2 separate regions of the Mus musculus genome follow, and region 1 is linked to region 2. A link is a loop called in an ENCODE intact Hi-C map of the cell type or tissue named here. Cell type or tissue: gastrocnemius. All regions are shown on one strand. Each heading gives the region's core, and the rest is flanking DNA. Links, peaks and the distances in the headings are about the cores only. Region 1 has its middle 10 kb from the start of Spats2. Region 2 overlaps 1700120C14Rik (RIKEN cDNA 1700120C14 gene).

What was found. Peaks named below come from ENCODE experiments on the same cell type or tissue, not always from the same donor. Only the 100,000 strongest peaks of a DNase experiment are listed, where the experiment ranks them.
Region 1: it touches region 2 in a loop (14-fold over the local background); 1 of 42 quality-filtered maps calls a loop at or near these places.

The regions. Positions count from the first base shown.
Region 1 is chr15:99,112,359-99,120,721 of GRCm38, reverse strand. No RefSeq gene overlaps it. Among named protein-coding and RNA genes, the nearest start is that of Spats2, 10 kb to the left of the region's middle. In gastrocnemius, for the core only: CTCF peaks have their summits at 3,263 and 6,796 (motif pointing right); no DNase peak of the experiment used is centred there.
Region 2 is chr15:99,261,487-99,269,849 of GRCm38, reverse strand. It overlaps 1700120C14Rik (RIKEN cDNA 1700120C14 gene), which reads right to left. Exons shown (of 3, transcript NR_045627.2): 2 at 8,142-8,225; 3 at 7,809-7,898. Among named protein-coding and RNA genes, the nearest start is that of Gm25999, 11 kb to the right of the region's middle. In gastrocnemius, for the core only: no CTCF peak of the experiment used is centred there; a DNase peak (open chromatin) is centred at 3,968.

The DNA of each region.
Region 1 (8,363 bases), core at 212-8,211, 150 kb after region 2:
AGAGAAGAAAGGCTAGAGAAGAAGAGGGAGAGAGAGGAAGAGAGGAAGAGAGGGAGAGAGGGAGAGGAGAGGAGAGGAGGGGAGAGGAGAGGAGAGGAGAGGGGAGGGGAGGGGAGGGGAGGGAAGGGGAATAAGAGCAAGAGAGCAAGAGGAGTGAGAGAGCAAGGAGGGGCCAAACAGCCCCCTCTTAAAGTATGCTGCTATCTTTTCTGTTGCTAGGTAACTGGGGAGGAGTCTAGCCTGAAGGTCAGAAGCTTGGGACATTGCCTATGTGACTACTAGCCATGCTTCTCTTGTGGGGGTGGTGGGGGCTGTGGGGGCGGTAACTTCGACAGAAGCCAGGGTTCCAGGAGACATGAGAGAACTCCTTCTGTCCCATGTAGGTGAATTATCACCACCGGGTCCCGGAGTTCAACATCTAGCCTCAACTGGAAACCAGGCTGTCTGTGCACAGCCCAATGTCCCACACTCCTCCTCCTCCTCCTCCTCCTCCTCCTCCTCCTCCTCCTCCTCCTCCTCCTCCTCCTCCTCCTCCTCCTCCTCCTCTTCTTCTTCTTCTTCTTCTTCTTCTTCTTCTTCTTCTTCTTCTTTAGTGTGTATGGGTTTTTTGCCTATGTGTATGTCTGGGCACCCACCTCTCTGGTATCTGATGTTCATGGAGGCCAGGAGATGATCCCTGGAACTAGAGTTACAGACATTGTGAGCTGCCATGTGGGTGCTGGGAATTGAACCTGGGTCCTTTGGAAGAGCAGCCAGTGCTCTTAACTACTGAGCCGTTTCTCAACCTAACTTTGGTTTGCTGTTGTTGTTGTTGTTGTTGTTGTTGTTGTTGTTGTTGTTTTTGTTTGGTTTTTCAAGACAGGGCTTCCCTGTGTAGCCCTGGCTGTCCTGGAGCTCACTCAGTAGACCAGGCTGGCCTTGGACTCAGAAATCCTCCTGCCTCTACCTCCCAAGTGCTGGGATTAAAGACATGCGCCACCTCTGCCCAGCTCTAACTTTGTTTTTTTAAGCCAGTCTTTTTTTTTTTTTTTTTTTTCCATTTTTTATTAGGTATTTCGCTCATTTACATTTGCAATGCTATACCAAAAGTCCCCCATAGCCACCCACCCCCTCTCCCCTACCCACCCACTCCCCTTTTATGGCCCTGGCGTTCCCCTGTACTGGGGCATATAAAGTTTGCGTGTCCAATGGGCCTCTCTTTCCAGTGATGGCCGACTAGGCCATCTTTTGATGCATATGCAGCTAGAGTCAAGAGCTCCGGGGTACTGGTTAGTTCATAATGTTGTTCCACCTATAGTGTTGCAGATCCCTTTAGCTTCTTTGGTACTTTCTCTAGCTCCTTCATTGGGGGCCATGTGATCCATCCAATAGCCGACTGTGAGCATCCACTTCTATGCTTGCTAGGCCCAGGCATACTCTGACAAGAGACAGCTATATCAGGGTCCTTTCAGCATAATCTTGCTAGTGTATGCAATGGTGTCAGCATTTGGAAGCTGATTATGGGATGGATCCCCGGATATGGTAGTGTCTACATGGTCCATCCTTTTATCTCAGCTCCAAACTTTGTCTCTAAGCCAGTCTTTCAGTGGCTTGGAATGCACTAAGTACGCTAAGCTGACTGGCCAGTGAGCCCAAGAGACCCATTGATCTCCAGCTCCCCAGCAGTGGAACCGCAAAGTGGACCACAACGCCCAGCTTTTCACTATGGCCTAGGGATCAAACTCAACTCTTCTTGCTTACAAGGTAAGAGTGTTACCAAGTGAGACATCTCTACAGTCTGTTATTCTACCTCCAAACATTATGGTGGCAGTCCAAATGGAGTCTTAAAAGATAGTTTCAGGGCTGGAGAGGTGGCTCAGCAATTAAGAGCACCAGCTGCTCTTCCAGAGGTCCTGAGTTCAATTCCCCATGCCCTCATGGTGGCTCACAACCATCTGTAATGAGATCTGATGTGTCTGAAGTACAGCATACTCATATATAAACAAACAAACAAACAAATAAACAAATAAATAAATATTTAGAGAGAGAGAGTCACCTGCCTCTCCCTTTTAAATGCTGGGAGGAAAGCAATATACCACCCCAGTCAGCTCCAACATTTTTTAAATATTTACTTTCTTTTATATATGTAGGTGGTTTTGCATGCATGTCTGTACGTCTGTACCTCACATAACATACATGCAGTGCTCACAGAGACCAGAAAAGGGTGTTGGATCGTCTGGAGCTGGAATTACAGAGATTGTGAGCCACCGTGTGGGAGCTGGGGACTGAACCCAGGTCCTCTGGATCGATAGTCTATTTAAGGAGCTCAACTGGCTTCGCCTTTACCACGTTGCAGATAACAGAGCTGAGATCCAAGCCTGGCAAACCAGAGCACAGCTGTGGTTCCAATACCTGGGAGGCTGAGGCTGGATGCTCAAGTTCAAGGGTAATGTGGCCTATGTGGCAAAATCCTGTATCAGAAAACAAAAGAGCAGAGCTGGGTATAGACCTTCATTGCCCAGCATGCTATAGGCCCTGGGTTTAATCTCCAGCACTGCAAACAAACAAACAAGCAAGCAAGCAAACACCGTCGACGTAACCTTTAGTGAATTTGTCCCTCTGTGAGGGATGACGTAATGCTGCTTTGCTGTGACCTGGGTTTTGATTCTGACATCGCCAATACTTTTGTAATACAACACTTCAATGGTAACGGCTAACCTAAAACCTTAGCATGCTCTTTCATTTCTTTTTGTTTGTTTGTTTGTTTGTTGTTTTGTTTTGTTTTGTCTTGTTTTTCGAGACAGGGTTTCTCTGTGTAGCTTTGGCTGTCCTGGAACTCACTCTGTAGACCAGGCTGGCCTCGAACTCAGAAATCTTCCTGCCTCTGCCACCCAAGTGCTGGGATTAAAGGCGTGAGCCACCACTGTCGGGAGGCTCTTTCATTTCTGCACTCTGTCGTAATTTACTTTTTTCCAAGAATTATTTGGGCACGGCCAGGACCATGGCTGAGTGTATTAAAGAGATTGTCTTAAAAGCCTGGTGATAGGGGCTGGAGAGATGGCTCAGCGGCTAAGAGCACTGACTGCTCTTCCAGAGGTCCTGAGTTCAATTTCCACAACCACATGGTGGCTCACAACCATCTGTAATGGGATCTGATGCCCTCTTCTGGTGTGTCTGAAAATAGCGACAGTGTACTCACATATATACAATAAGTAAATCTTTGGGGGTGGGGGGTGAAACCTGGTGATTTGAGTTCGATCCCTGGAAGACTCGGTAAGAAGGGAGTCCCATCACCTGAATGCTGGTCTATAACCTCTCTATGTGCATTGTAGCACGTATGTGTCTGTGCACACGCACATACACAGATCTGCACACATACACCATCATCAGCATTATCATCACACACACACCACACGGGCACACAATGGTAATAATAATATATATGATTCAAAATAAACATAGCCAACCATGGTGGAGGCCACATATAATTTCAGCACCTGAGAGGTTAAGGTGGAAGATCATAAATCTGAGGCCCATTGGACTACGTACCAAAGAATACTGCCTCGCTGCTCTAACAGTGTTTTATAATTCATAAAGCACTCTCGGCAAATCCTCTCCTCTGACTGTTTCATCACCCCCGTGATGCAGACCACATTATCCCCACGTAGGAAACAAGAAAACTAAATCTCGAACCGGTTAAATAATTTATCCAAGACTACAGATTTATTAAACGGTCTGTTCTTTGCTTTGGAAGAAGATAACTCTTGTCCTTAAGGAGTTTGATGACGTTAAGGAAAGACTTGTAAACCTGAGATGGAGCAATTACACAGCAGCGTGTGAGAAACCACTCCAGAGACCAGCACAGCTTAAACAACAGTCTAAAGGAATTCAGGGCAGGGGAGAGATTACTGAACGTCGAACTAATCAGCGAGGGGATAACCCTTAAGCCAGGTCATAAAAGACGTTGGAAGAGTCAGACTAGCAGACCGAAAAAGAATTGCAGGAAAGAGCAGTGACGTCAGCAAAGATAGGAACATCGAAGCAGCAAATGGCCTGACAGAGAACTGGAGCCTGAAGGGCCTTAAGCAGCCGGATGCTGCCCTGGTGAAAAGACAAGAGTGTTCCTACTTTCTGTGCCTGAGCTAAGCGGGTCACCGCTGTGGGGGTCACAGGAAGGAATGAGAGAAAAAACAAAACAAAACCACATCAAGTCCGAAGTGGAGAAGTGACTGGAGCCATGATGACTCCTAGATCTGTGCATGCAGCCCAGCTAAGCAGAACTCGCTGAGTTTCCAAGTCCTTCCTCGTTTGCTCCAAGCCCTTGTTTGGTTGCTTTTTAGTTTTGTCTTTGTTTTTTGCTTCTCTAAACAGAATTTCCCTAGCTGTCCTGGAACTCACTCTGTAAACCAGGCTGGTCTTGAACTCAGAGATCTGCCTGCCTCTGCCTCCTGAGTGCTGGGATTAAAAGTGTGAAACACCAGGCATTTATTTATGTATTTATTTGCAAATTTATTATTTCATGTATATGAGTACACTGTCATTCTCTTCAGACACACCAGAAGAGGGCATCAGATCCCATTACAGATGGTTGTGAGCCACCATGTGGTTGCTGGGAATTGAACCCAGGTCCTCTGAAAGAGAAGTCAGTGCTCTTAACCACTGAGCCATCTCCCCAGCCCCTATTTATTTATTTCAAATGTGTGTGTGGTGTTTCCCTTAAGTCTGCGTCTTGTGCCTGCAAAGGCCAGAACAGCTTTGCTGTCAGCCTCAGTTTTGCTTTAGCTCCTGCCCCATGTACATACACAATTTTTAAAAAAAGATTTATTCATATGCATGTACATCGGCACACCAGAAGAGGGCATTGGATCCCCTGGGACTACAGTTACAGATGGTTGTGAACCACCATATGAGTGCTGGGATTTGATCTCAGGACCTCTGGGAGAGCAGCCACTGCTCTTAACCACTGAACCATCTCTCCAGTCCCATACACATAAGTTTAGAGCTAGAAAGATAATGGTCAAGAGTCTATACTGCTCTTGCAGAGAGCCCACATTGGTTCCCAGTATCCATGTCAGGTGACTACAGGTGACCACTTGTAGCTCCAGCTCCAGGGCATCTAACATCCTCTTTTGACCTCCTTGAGCACCCTGCATTCACATGTTCATGTTCCCAACGCACACACACACTTTTTTTTTTTTTTTTTTTTTTTTTGGAGACAGGGTTTCTCTGTATAGCCCTGGCTGTCCTGGAACTCACTCTGTAGACCAGGCTGGCCTCGAACTCAGAAATCCGCCTGCCTCTGCCTCCCAAGTGCTGGGATTAAAGGTGTGCGCCACCACGCCCGGCTACACGCACACTTTTTAAAAGGTAGATAAATCGATAGATAAAAGCCACGTTTTCAAGTATAACTGAGAAGGTCTGGAATGTAATGGGTTAAAATTGTTCCTTTTCAACCCTCCCAGACAAGACAGAGATTTTATCCTGTTTCACCTTGTATGTGCGGTTTAAACTGCCAAAGTCCAAAGTCCTTGCTTAGAGTTATCACCTTTTACAAATAAATGGAGGGGCAGATAAAGTTTGGATGCACATTTGAGACAAAGGAAGAGAATGGGGTGGGGGAGAGGTGGGGTGGGGGAGGGGGACAAAGGGGAAAAAAAAACTTAAATGACATCTCATTCAGCTAGGACACCACATAAATTTTTTACTTTAGCAAAAGCAAAACAAAACTAAACCCAGCCAACAAAAGAGCTGAATGTGGTTCAGTCCCTGTGGTGGCCTAAGGATCTCGGAAGATAACCGGCGCCTGAAACAAAGGGAAAACAAGGTCAGGGTGCACAGACCGGGTCAGAGGACAGCTCTCAGTGGTTTGCCAACCTTGGGGAATCTGGGGATTCTACTCAGGCCACCAAGCTGCACACGTGGGCCTTTATCCACTGAGCCCAAGCAGAATGAAATGGACAGATCTCCCAGGGAATTACAGGGTGACTGAGACCTGCCCTTTAAAGACCTGGAGCCCGTCTTTAACAACACTCATTTGGCTTCACAATTGCTCCGTCCTTTTCACACACACATACACACACACACACACACACACACACACACACACACACACACACACACAGAGAGAGAGAGAGAGAGAGAGAGAGAGAGAGAAGGTGTTTGTGTATCAAACTCTGGAAATTATCCTCCTAAGAAAGGGGCAACTTCCAGACGTCTTAAAGCATAGGCAGAAGTGGGCGTGGAGAGACGGCTCAGCAGTTTGGAGCACTGACTGTTTTCCAGAGGATTGTGGGTTCAATTTCCGGGACCCGCATGGCAGCTCACAACTGCCTCTGAGGGTACTGTACATGCGTGCTACACAGACATACGTGCAGGCAGAACACTCATACACATTAAAAAGTAAAAGTAAATAAATACCAACACATTTAAATTTTTATCTTGAAAAGTGAAGGGCGTGGAAAGGGCCATGCTTTGTTTGCCCTTTGACAAACTGTAGTCTGGCTAAGGCAAAACATAATGAATGAATGCAAAATAAAAAGCTATACCTTCTGGGGCTGGTGAGATGGCTCAGCGGTTAAGAGCACTTCCAAAGGTCCTGAGTTCAAATCCCAGCAACCACATGGTGGCTCACAACCATCCGTAACGAAATCTGATGCTCTCTTCTGGGGTGTCTGAAGACAGCTGCAGTGTACTTACATATAATAAATAAATATTTAAAACAACAACAAAAAACAAACAAACAAACAAACAAAAAACCGATACCTTCAGCTAGCTTGTTAAAATCAATTAATTGTATGAGTGTTCTATCTGCATGTACACCTGCATGCCAGAAGAGGGCATCAGATCCCATTATAGACGGTAGTGAGCCACACGTGGTTGCTGGGACCTCTGGAAGGAACCACTTAACCTCTGAGCCATCTCCCAGCCTCGGTTAGCTTCTTGGGACCACCCAGCATAAAAGAAGAAAAGAAAATGGGGCTGGAAAGATGGCCCAGTGGTTAAGAGCTCTGGCTGCTCTTCCAAAGTATCTGGGTTTGTTCCCATCATCCACAGGGTAACTCACAACCATTTTGCAACTCCAGCCCCAAGGAATTCCCTGCCCTCTTGCCCCTTCCGGGGATGGGGGTGGGGGTACTGCATGCATGTGCTATGCAGACAAACATGGCTGCAAAATACCCATACACATAAAACAAAAATAAAGGTAAAAAAGAAAAAAAAAATTAAGAGAACCATTACAGATTAGTCACAAACACAGCTTTAACAAGCGGTGCCGGGAGAGGGGGCGTGGCTTAACTACCCAGGCTCCATTAGCGCACCTGGGTTTGAGTCTCCGCACCACCTGACCCACGCTGGGAGGTGGGCATAGCAATTCAAAGCCATTCTCAGCTACATACATGAGATCCTGTCTCAAAACAAACAAACAAGCTAGAAGCTCAAAGAATAACAGGCATACGAGCCAAAAAAAAAAAACAAAAAAAAAAAAAAAAAAAAACAAAGAAAGGGGGAGAGAGGGAAAGAGAGAGGGGAAGAAAGAAAAGAAGAGGGAACACTAATAAATTCTGGCGCTGCTTGATTTAAAGGATGATATATTGTCCAGACCTTGAGAACTTAATAGCCCCCACGGTACCCTGTTCGGTCTGAACACGCTGCGAATTGCATTAGTTCTGGACACCACGATTTAAGAGCAATATTGACAAGGGCTGTAAAAATGTTCGTGCCCTTTGACCTAGTAATCTCACTCATGGGAATTTATTCTAAGGGGATAACTCAAGAGAGTAGATGAATCTGAGATTGTAGCGTCGACAGACAAACATAGCATTCTTTACTATATAGGCATACCTACATGTACAGGTATAAAATAAAGGTTTCTTCAAAAAGGATGTTTGAATGGCTTTAAGATGTGAATTATTTAAATATAAAGGAAATACGATGATGCATGCGATAACATTGGTGAACCCCAAGAAAATCAGGAAAGAAGCCCGACACTCACAAAGGGCAACATATTATCTGATCCCATTTATATAAAAATATCCACGATAGAGCTAGGCGTGGCGGCTCGTGACTGTGATCCTGGCACTTGGGAAACTGAGGCAGAGTGATTGGCAGGCGTTTGAGGTCATCGCAAGCTACATAAGTTCCATGCCAGCCTGAGCTATGCTGTAAGAGCCTGTCTCAAAAGACAAACTGGATAAATCTGCCATGGTAGAGCATGTCTGTCATACCAACACTTGAGGAGCTCAGAAGTTTAAGATCATAGCCTTGGATATAAGAGACCCCGTGTGGAAAAAAAAAATCAAAATAAAATAAACCCCAGAAGGTGAACAAGCATGAGGACTAAGGACAGAGATAGAGAAGAGGAAAGACCTAGAAAAAAATAAGTTAGT
Region 2 (8,363 bases), core at 229-8,228:
TACAGTGTACTTACATATAATAATAAATAAATCTAAAAAAAAAAAAAAAAAAAAAAAAAAAGGTCTCTATGAGTTCAGGGCTAGCCTGAGCTCCAGGATAGCCAGGGCTACATACTGAGACCCTGTCACAAAAACAAAAACTCGGGAAAGAAAAGGAGAACATGGGGGATGCCCAGCTCGCTCTACGGCTCTTATGAGGATCAGATTTTGCTCTGAACCATAGCCTGCGCCAGCAAGGATGCCTGGTCAGGAGGACACTGGCATTCATATGCAGGTCGCAGACAGCACAGGCTGTGGCAGGAAGAAGCAGTTTCCAGCCTCATCGCAATCACACCCAACATTAAAACACGTCCACAGTCGGTCTCTGGCTGGAATCCCAGCACCGCAGAGGTGCAGGCAGGAGCATGGTGAGCTCAGAACAGCCTGGTGACACAGTGAGGGCCGGGCACGGTGCCGCACGCCTTTAATCCCAGCACTCGGGAGGCAGAGGCATTTGAATCTCTGAGATCAAGGCCAGCCTGGTCTACAGAGAGAACTCTAGGACAGCCAGGGCTACACAGAGAAATCCTGTCTTGAAAAAACAAAATAACAACAACAATAAAAGCCTTCATATTAAATTATATTGTTTCAAATATTTGAAATGAATTTTATAACCTTGCTTTGGAAGCTAATCAGCTATAAGTGAGCTATGTCCTGTGTAACTGTGACATCTCTGCACCCATCCGGAAGAGAGATGAACTCTAACAAACTTTACTAATGCAATGGGCATATTCTGAATATTAAAATCAGTAGTGAGTGAAGACAAGGTGGTATTTTATAAGCACTTGAAATAGCATTTGAAAAGGTTTTATACAATTTTTTTCACAGTCTTGTCATGGTGCTTAAAGTTCTTAGCAGCTAATCACCAGGATGGAGGGCTCTGGCTTCTTAGATGTGTGTGTGTGTGTGTGTGTGTGTGTGTGTGTGTGTGTGTGTGTGTGTGCCTGCCTGTGTGCAGGGATGTGTGTGTGTGTGTATGTGTGTATATGTGTGTGTGTGTGTGCACGCCTGTGTGCAGGGATGTGTGTGTGCATGCGTGTGTGTGTGTGTGTGTGTGCCTGTGTGCGGGGATGTGTGTGTGTGTGTGTGTGTGTGTGTGCCTGTGTGTGTGTGTGTGCCTGTGTGCGGGGATGTGTGTGTGTGTGCCTCTGTGTGTGTGTGTGTGTATGTGCCTGTGTGTGTGTACGTGTGTTGGTTTTCTAGCAATGGAGTTGATACGCAAGACTTGTTTGTTTTTTTAGAACAGAGTTAGCCTATCTGATCAAACAAAAATCACAACCTGAGGGGAGCCAAGGAAGGCATGGAAGGGGCTATATTAAGCATTGGCCATAACTTTGCTTGCATGGTTCATGGCCTCAGGAGGCTCAAGACGACGACGAGTCAAAAGTAACGTGGGAAAGAACCCGAGGGAAAGATCTGTGTTAGCCCCAGTCATGACTGCAGAGACTTGGAAGAAAGGGGGACAAGAATCTTTTGGAAATAACCTAGACAAAGAGCCAGGGATAGAAAGATATATTTTCCTGTCTCACTTACTGTGGGAGGCTAAGGCTAGGCAGAATTCCTGATAAGTCATCTCGAAAAGAGACGTGGGCATGGCTGAGATACTATGCACGTCAGCCGGGGCCGGGGAGAAGCCGGAGCTAAAGCGCTGAGGGTCTGGTCTGTCGGGAAGGCGGACATTACACATGAGTGAAAGGGGCTCTGAATAAAGAGCAGGAAGTTCTAGAAAAGGAAATTAAAGATGGGGATCTGGAAATTAGAAAGTTAGAGGCTGGGGGGATGCTCAGTGGTGAAGAGTAGGCACTGCTCTTGCAGAGGGCCTGGGGACCTTGTCAAGAAGGTCACAAACGCCTGTAACTCCAGCTTCAAACCTTCTCCTGAATTCCTCGGACAGTTCACATAGGCTCGAGCACACACTCTCGCCCCCTCCCCATACACACACACACACACACACACACACACACACAAATAACATGGGGTTGAGAATCCAGCTCAGTGGTAGATGCTTGCCTGCACACTGAAAGTCCCTAATTCCAATTCCCAGCACACAGAAAAAGTAACTATAAGAATTCCTTCAACAAGGTTATTGGCAATCTAGACAAAAACCAAAGGTGGTGAGAAATCCATGAACTCGAGGCTGGGCTGACAGAAAACAACCAAATGTAGCACCTTCTAACACCCAAGCCCCCAAACTAAGCACCGAAGGCACGTGGAGTGATATCACATGACTGTGGAGTCCCAGAAAGAGAAGGGGAAATGTCCTAAGAGATAATGAGAATTTCCAAATAATAGAAGAATGAACTTCAAGTTCAGAGAACCTAAGCAGATAAGTATAAAGAAAGCCATACCTATTATCACAGTGAAGCCTGAAGCCAAAGACAAAAGAGCAATTTTAAACAAAATGTTTATTTTAACTTTGGACATATGTGCTTTGCAGCATCCATGTCTGTGAACGATGTGCATGCCTGGTGCCGTTTGGCCCAAAGAGGGCATCAGATACCCTGGAACTAGAGTGGCAGATAGTTGTGAGCTGCCATGTGGGTGTTGGGATTCAAACCCAGGACCTCTGCAAGAGCATCCAGTACTCTTAACTGCCAAGCCATCTCTTCATCCCCAAGAGAACGTCTTTTTTTTTTTTTTCCTCGAGACAGAGTTTCTCTGTGTAGCCCTGGCTGTCCTGGAACTTGCCCTGTAGACCAGGCTGGCCTCGAACTCAAAAATCCGCCTGCCTCTCCTGAGTGCTGGGATTAAAGGCATGCGCCACCACGCCCGGCCCAAAAGAACATCTTAAAAGCAGCCACTAAACAAACAAACAAACAAACAAGCATGCTTGGGCATACCTCAACAGCAAAGTGCTTTCCCAGCATGTATAAAGCCTGGGTTTGAGAGTCAACTATACAAGCACACAGAGGTGCACGTGTGCGCGCCATAGAAACATAAGAAAGCAGCTTTCTGCCAGGCGGTGGTGGCGCACGCTTTTAATCCCAGCACTTGGGAGGCAGAGGCAGGTGGATTTCTGAGTTTGAGGCCAGCCTGGTCTACAGAGTGAGTTCCAGGACAGCCAGACTACACAGAGAAATCCTGTCTTAAAAAAACAAAACAAAACAAAAAAAAACAAAAACAAAAACAAAAACAAAAAAACAAAAAAAAAAAAAAGAAGAAGAAAAAAAGAAAAGAAAAAAGAAAGCAGCTTTTTTCTTTGGCAGAAACTTTGGTTTCTGAGCCCCAGGTGTTTCCCTGCCTTGTAGGTTCACAAGATCACCAAGTGGTCTGGGGGTTATTAGCTTAGATTGCTGTTAGGTGCAAAGCCAATTGGCTAGAACACAGCAATGGCTAGCTCCTGAGAGGCACGGGCCCTCTAGTTCTCCACAGGTGCCAGACTTCCTCTCATGCTGCGTGCTGTGAGGACCTGGCTGCTCTCCTCACCACCCACAAAGCCATCACTTAAAGTTGGGAGAAGGCAAAGCAAAGACTGGGTATGTTACACTAGTCACTAACTTGAATATCCCTCAACATGCGTAAGATTGGCCTGTTGGCTCAGGTCGGTCCTTCCTTCTTTCCTCCCTCCCTCCCTTCCTTCCTTCCATCCATTCTTCCATCTATTCTTCCTTTCTTTGAAACAGAGTCTCACTATGTATCCCTGACTGGCCTAGGACTCACTAAGTACACCACGGTGGTCTTGATTCTTCTGCCTCTCCCTCCGAGTACTGGAATTGAAGGTGCTTAGCTCTCTTGAAGCTAAGTGAGAGGAGGAGAGGAGAGCTGGCCCAGCAGCCAGGACTCAGCTGAGGAATGCTTATGGCTGCTTCCCAATAACTTGAGGTTGGGAAATTTAGGAAGATTCAGGTGCCTGCCCTCTCCGGTCACTGCCATGCTTCCGAAGAGAGGCCCTTTATTGTAGAAGCCACTAGGAGGCAGCAGAGTGCTTGTTTAAGAGACTCAAGGGCCTGCCTGGGGAGGGGTGACATTACAGGAAGCTTAGGAACTGCCTAAGGTGTACCTCAGGGCTCCAACTGGGAAGGTGCTGGGCTGCCAGTGAAGGGCGAGGTCAGCAAAGGGAGAGTGAAGGCACAAAGGCGAACTTCTGTACCCTACAGATGATTAGCAGTGGCCAGTCCTCTCTCCTTCAGCCTTGGGCCACTTCCTCTTTGCCTGGCTATCAAACACATGCCACACCATCATTCATTCATTCATTCATTCATTCAACAAATATCCCTTTAGCACCCAATACTAGGCATCCTGCTCAGGAGACTGAGCACACAGTAGAAACCAAGTCAAGTTCTTCTGAAGGTATAGACTGCCTGCTCCTCCCTCCCACGGGACCGGTTGAGCCGCATCTGCCATCATCTTGCCCCTGCTGTGCTTCTGCTTAGAAAGCAGACTAGATTAAATGACTTTGTATTACGGCTTGTATTTACTGTTTTGAGACAGGGTCTCACTAGGTAGGCCTGGGTGGCTTGGAATCTGCTCTGTGGACCAGGCTGGCTTCGAACTCAGTGATCCACCTGCCTCTGCTCTCCTGAGCGCTGGGATTAAGGGATGCACGACCACATTCAGCTACCAGCTGACTGCTTAATCACTTTCTGAACACCTACTGTGTGTTGTCGTGTGTTGTACCACACACTGAGGACATAAATATGAACAAAACACTTCCGATGGGTGAGCTTGTCACAACCACAGGGGCGTGGCTATAAGTTCTGAAACATTACAAAACCAAAACTAATGTTCTTAGGCTCCTGAGAACTCACCATCCATGCATCCTTCCAGCTATCCATCTGTCCATCCGTCCGTCTGTCTGTCCAACCACTCATTCAGCAATGGGCTCCTGACTGTGTTGTGCTGAGACGATTTTCTTAGTCATGACACTGAAATGCAATGTCTCTGTCTTCTCTGGGTGGGAAGGTGTGCTGGGCCCGCAGAGCTGGAGAGCGGCCTTCAGGTGTGAGGTAAGGCCCAGGCAGGAGAGGCCTTCAGGGCTCAGAGGGATTTCAAGCAATGTTGAGTTGGGAAAGATAGATCTGCCACAGGGAGAACGGTGGACAGACAGACCCTTGTGCTAACTGAAGGGTAGACAGACAGGGAAACCATCAAGAAGAATAAAGCTCATTTTATATCCTCAAAGGTTTTCAGCCAAGTGAGAGACAGACTAGTTATCCTTGCCTCTCTCTCTGTAGTCTCCCCTCACTCCTGGCCTGCCTCCACTGTTGTCTCCTGCCTGCATTCCTGGGGGGGGGGGACACCCCACTGCTAGGACTCTCCCAGGATGACCTTGCCTTGCCCTGGGGCTGCAACTGTCAGGCTGATTCCTCCATGTACCTCCAGTTCTATCCTGAGTCACGGACCTGGACAGCACACATACAACTAAACAGCCCTCTCTTTTAAACATTTTACGGATTAGGTTTGTTCATTTTACATTTTGTGGGGTTTTTTTTTGTTTTTGTTTTTGTTTTTTTTTTTTTTTTTTTTTTTGAGACAGGGTTTCTCTGTATAACCCTGGCTGTCCTGGAACTCACTTTGTAGACCAGGCTGGCCTCGAACTCAGAAATCCACCTGTCTCTGTCTCCCAAGTGCTGGGATTAAAGGCGTGTGCCACCACCGCCCGGCTACCTTTTGTGTGTTTTTCGTGCATGGTCCTGTGTGCAGTGCATGTTTGTTTGTGTGTGTACCATGTGTGTGCTCAGTGCCACAAAGGTCAGAAGAGGGCATTGGCTCCTCTGGAACTGGATAGATGGATGGTTGTAAACCACCGTTGTGGGTTCGAGAAATCGAACACACAACCAAACACAAACATGTCAGACGATGGCCGCTGGTACCTTCGCTCAGTTCATCCAAACCAAGCCTGTTTCCACCTCAGCCAAAGCCTGCGTTTCTTTCTTTCTTTTTTTGGTTTTTTCTAGACAGGGTTTCTTCTGTGTAACCCTGGCTGTCCTGGAACTCACTCTGTAGACCAGGCTGGCCTCGAACTCAGAAATCCACCTGCCTCTGCCTCTGGAGTGCTGGGACTAAAGGCGTGCGCCACCACTACCTGGCAACTCTTTTCTTAAAATCACTCTATAAAGCTTTTATGCCAGCTCTTCTTCCAGCTGGCTGTACGGCACCCACTACTTGGATGCGCTGTATAATTGATTGGTCCTGTGCTGTTAAGTGACTGGATGTTTTCTAAACCTTTTCTACCAATGCTTTAACTTTCTATATAGTTTATCACCCATACATTCAGGTGTGCTGGATCAAAGGTCATACGGAGCTGTAATTCCAACAAGCAACGGACAATTTGCCCTTTGACCCACCATCAAGCGTTTGAAATTGTTGCCGGTTTATGGGTGAGACATATTTAAATGTAATTTCAATTTTCTTATGAGGGACTTGAGCATTTTTTTTTTTAATATGTCTGAGGGCCATTTATCTTTCCTTTTCTGTCAGCAACCCATTTGTAGGAGTTTTATTCTTTTTCATATCGATTTGAAAGGATTTTGCATACATAAAGCAAGTTAGCTCCTGTCTGTTGGATGAGCTACAGGCACCCCCTTGGTTCGCCATTTGTCTTTGTTTATGGTGTGCTTTCACCCTGCAGAAATTATAGATTTTTTTCTGATGACAGAATTTGTCTTTTCCTACGCTTTGAGAAATCTTGTACCACGTGAGAAATACTTTCCCCACTCTGACGTTATAAATTTGTAATTCTACTCTTTTGTATTTATTTAAGTACAATTGATTCCTGTAGAAGTGATTTAGTGAAGCAGAGAGGCCGCATTATTTTTTTCCAGGTGGCTGCACAGTCGTCTCAATAGTACTTACTGAATAATCTAGCCTTTCCCTGCTGACAGACAATGCTATCTTTATAATATACTACATTTTTTTTTAACGTCTTGGATCTATTTCTGGACCATTCTGTTCTCTTGATGGAGCCGCTTATGCACGCACTGGCATTCTCTGGAGTTCACCGTGCTATGTGGGAGAGCTTCCTCCCCCTCATTAACCTTCCCTTTCAGCACGCTCCTGGCTAGCTTGCTGTTGTTGCCGCTGTTTAAATCGGTATAAATTGACACGTGAACTTTACATTCAGGTTATGGAGTCTATTGGTATTTTTATTAGGCCATATTAAATTTATAGATTAATTTATGGAGAGCTGACATCTTTATGATAGCGAGTCTTTCTACTTCAAGATATACTGTGCCTTCCTAGTTGTCCGAGCTTCCTGGTGTCCTTCACAAGCATTTTTAATGTTAAGTATCTAGATCTAACATATTCATATCTAGATTGTGACTATGTAGTCAGCTTTGTTATTTCAATTGAATATCACATATTTTATTTCCTTTACACCTTTTAAAGTGTGCATTAACTTATGTCTGTTTTGCTTAAAGCATCAAGCCTGATGATCCGAGTTAGACTCCATGTGCATGTGTGCACATACACGCACAAACACATGCCTAAATAAATAAATAAAGTGAAACATGTCTTATTTGTATTAATTTTTCAGTGGATGTTGTTGGACTATCCAAATAACCTATTGTCTTAATTTGCTTTCTATTGTGATGATAAAGATGATGAGCAAAAGCACATCAAGGGGCTGGAGAGATGGCTCAGCAGTTAAGAGCACTGACTGCTCTTCTAGAGATCCTGAGTTCAATTCCCGGCAACCACATGGTGGCTCACAACCATCTGTAATGGGATCTGATGCCCTTTTCTGGTGTGTCTGAAGACAGCAACTGTATACTTTACATACATAAGATAGATAAATAAATAAATAAATAAATAAATAAAGCACATTGGGGTGGATAATTTATTTATTTATTTGGATCGCAGGTCCATCCTCAGGGGAAGTCGGGCAGGAACTCAAAGCAGGAACCTGGAGGCAGAAACTGAAACAGGGGCTGTAAAGGAATACTGCTCCCTGGCTTGCTCTTTATGGCTTGCTTAGCCGGTTTTCTCAAACACCCAGAGCCATCTGCCCTATATGACCCTTCCCCACTGTGGGCAGGGGTGGGGGTGGGGTTCAAGCAGGGTGGGGGTGAGGGAGGGGTGGGGGAGGGGTGGGGCCCTCCCATGGCAATCAGGGTGGGGCCCTCCCATGGCAATCAGGAATCAGGAAAATGCTCACAGACCTGCCCAAGGCCACTCTGATGGAGGCACTTTCTCAGTTGAGCTTCTCCCCAAATAACTCTACCTTGGGTCAAGCGGCCAAAAACCTAAAAAGGAAGGATATCGTCCTAAATATTTTAATTCTTTATTTTTTTTATATCTCATTCTTTTCTCTTCTGTAATTATATAGGCAAGTACTTTAAATTGAAATAGCTACAGGAGCAAACTTTGTCACACAACTCACT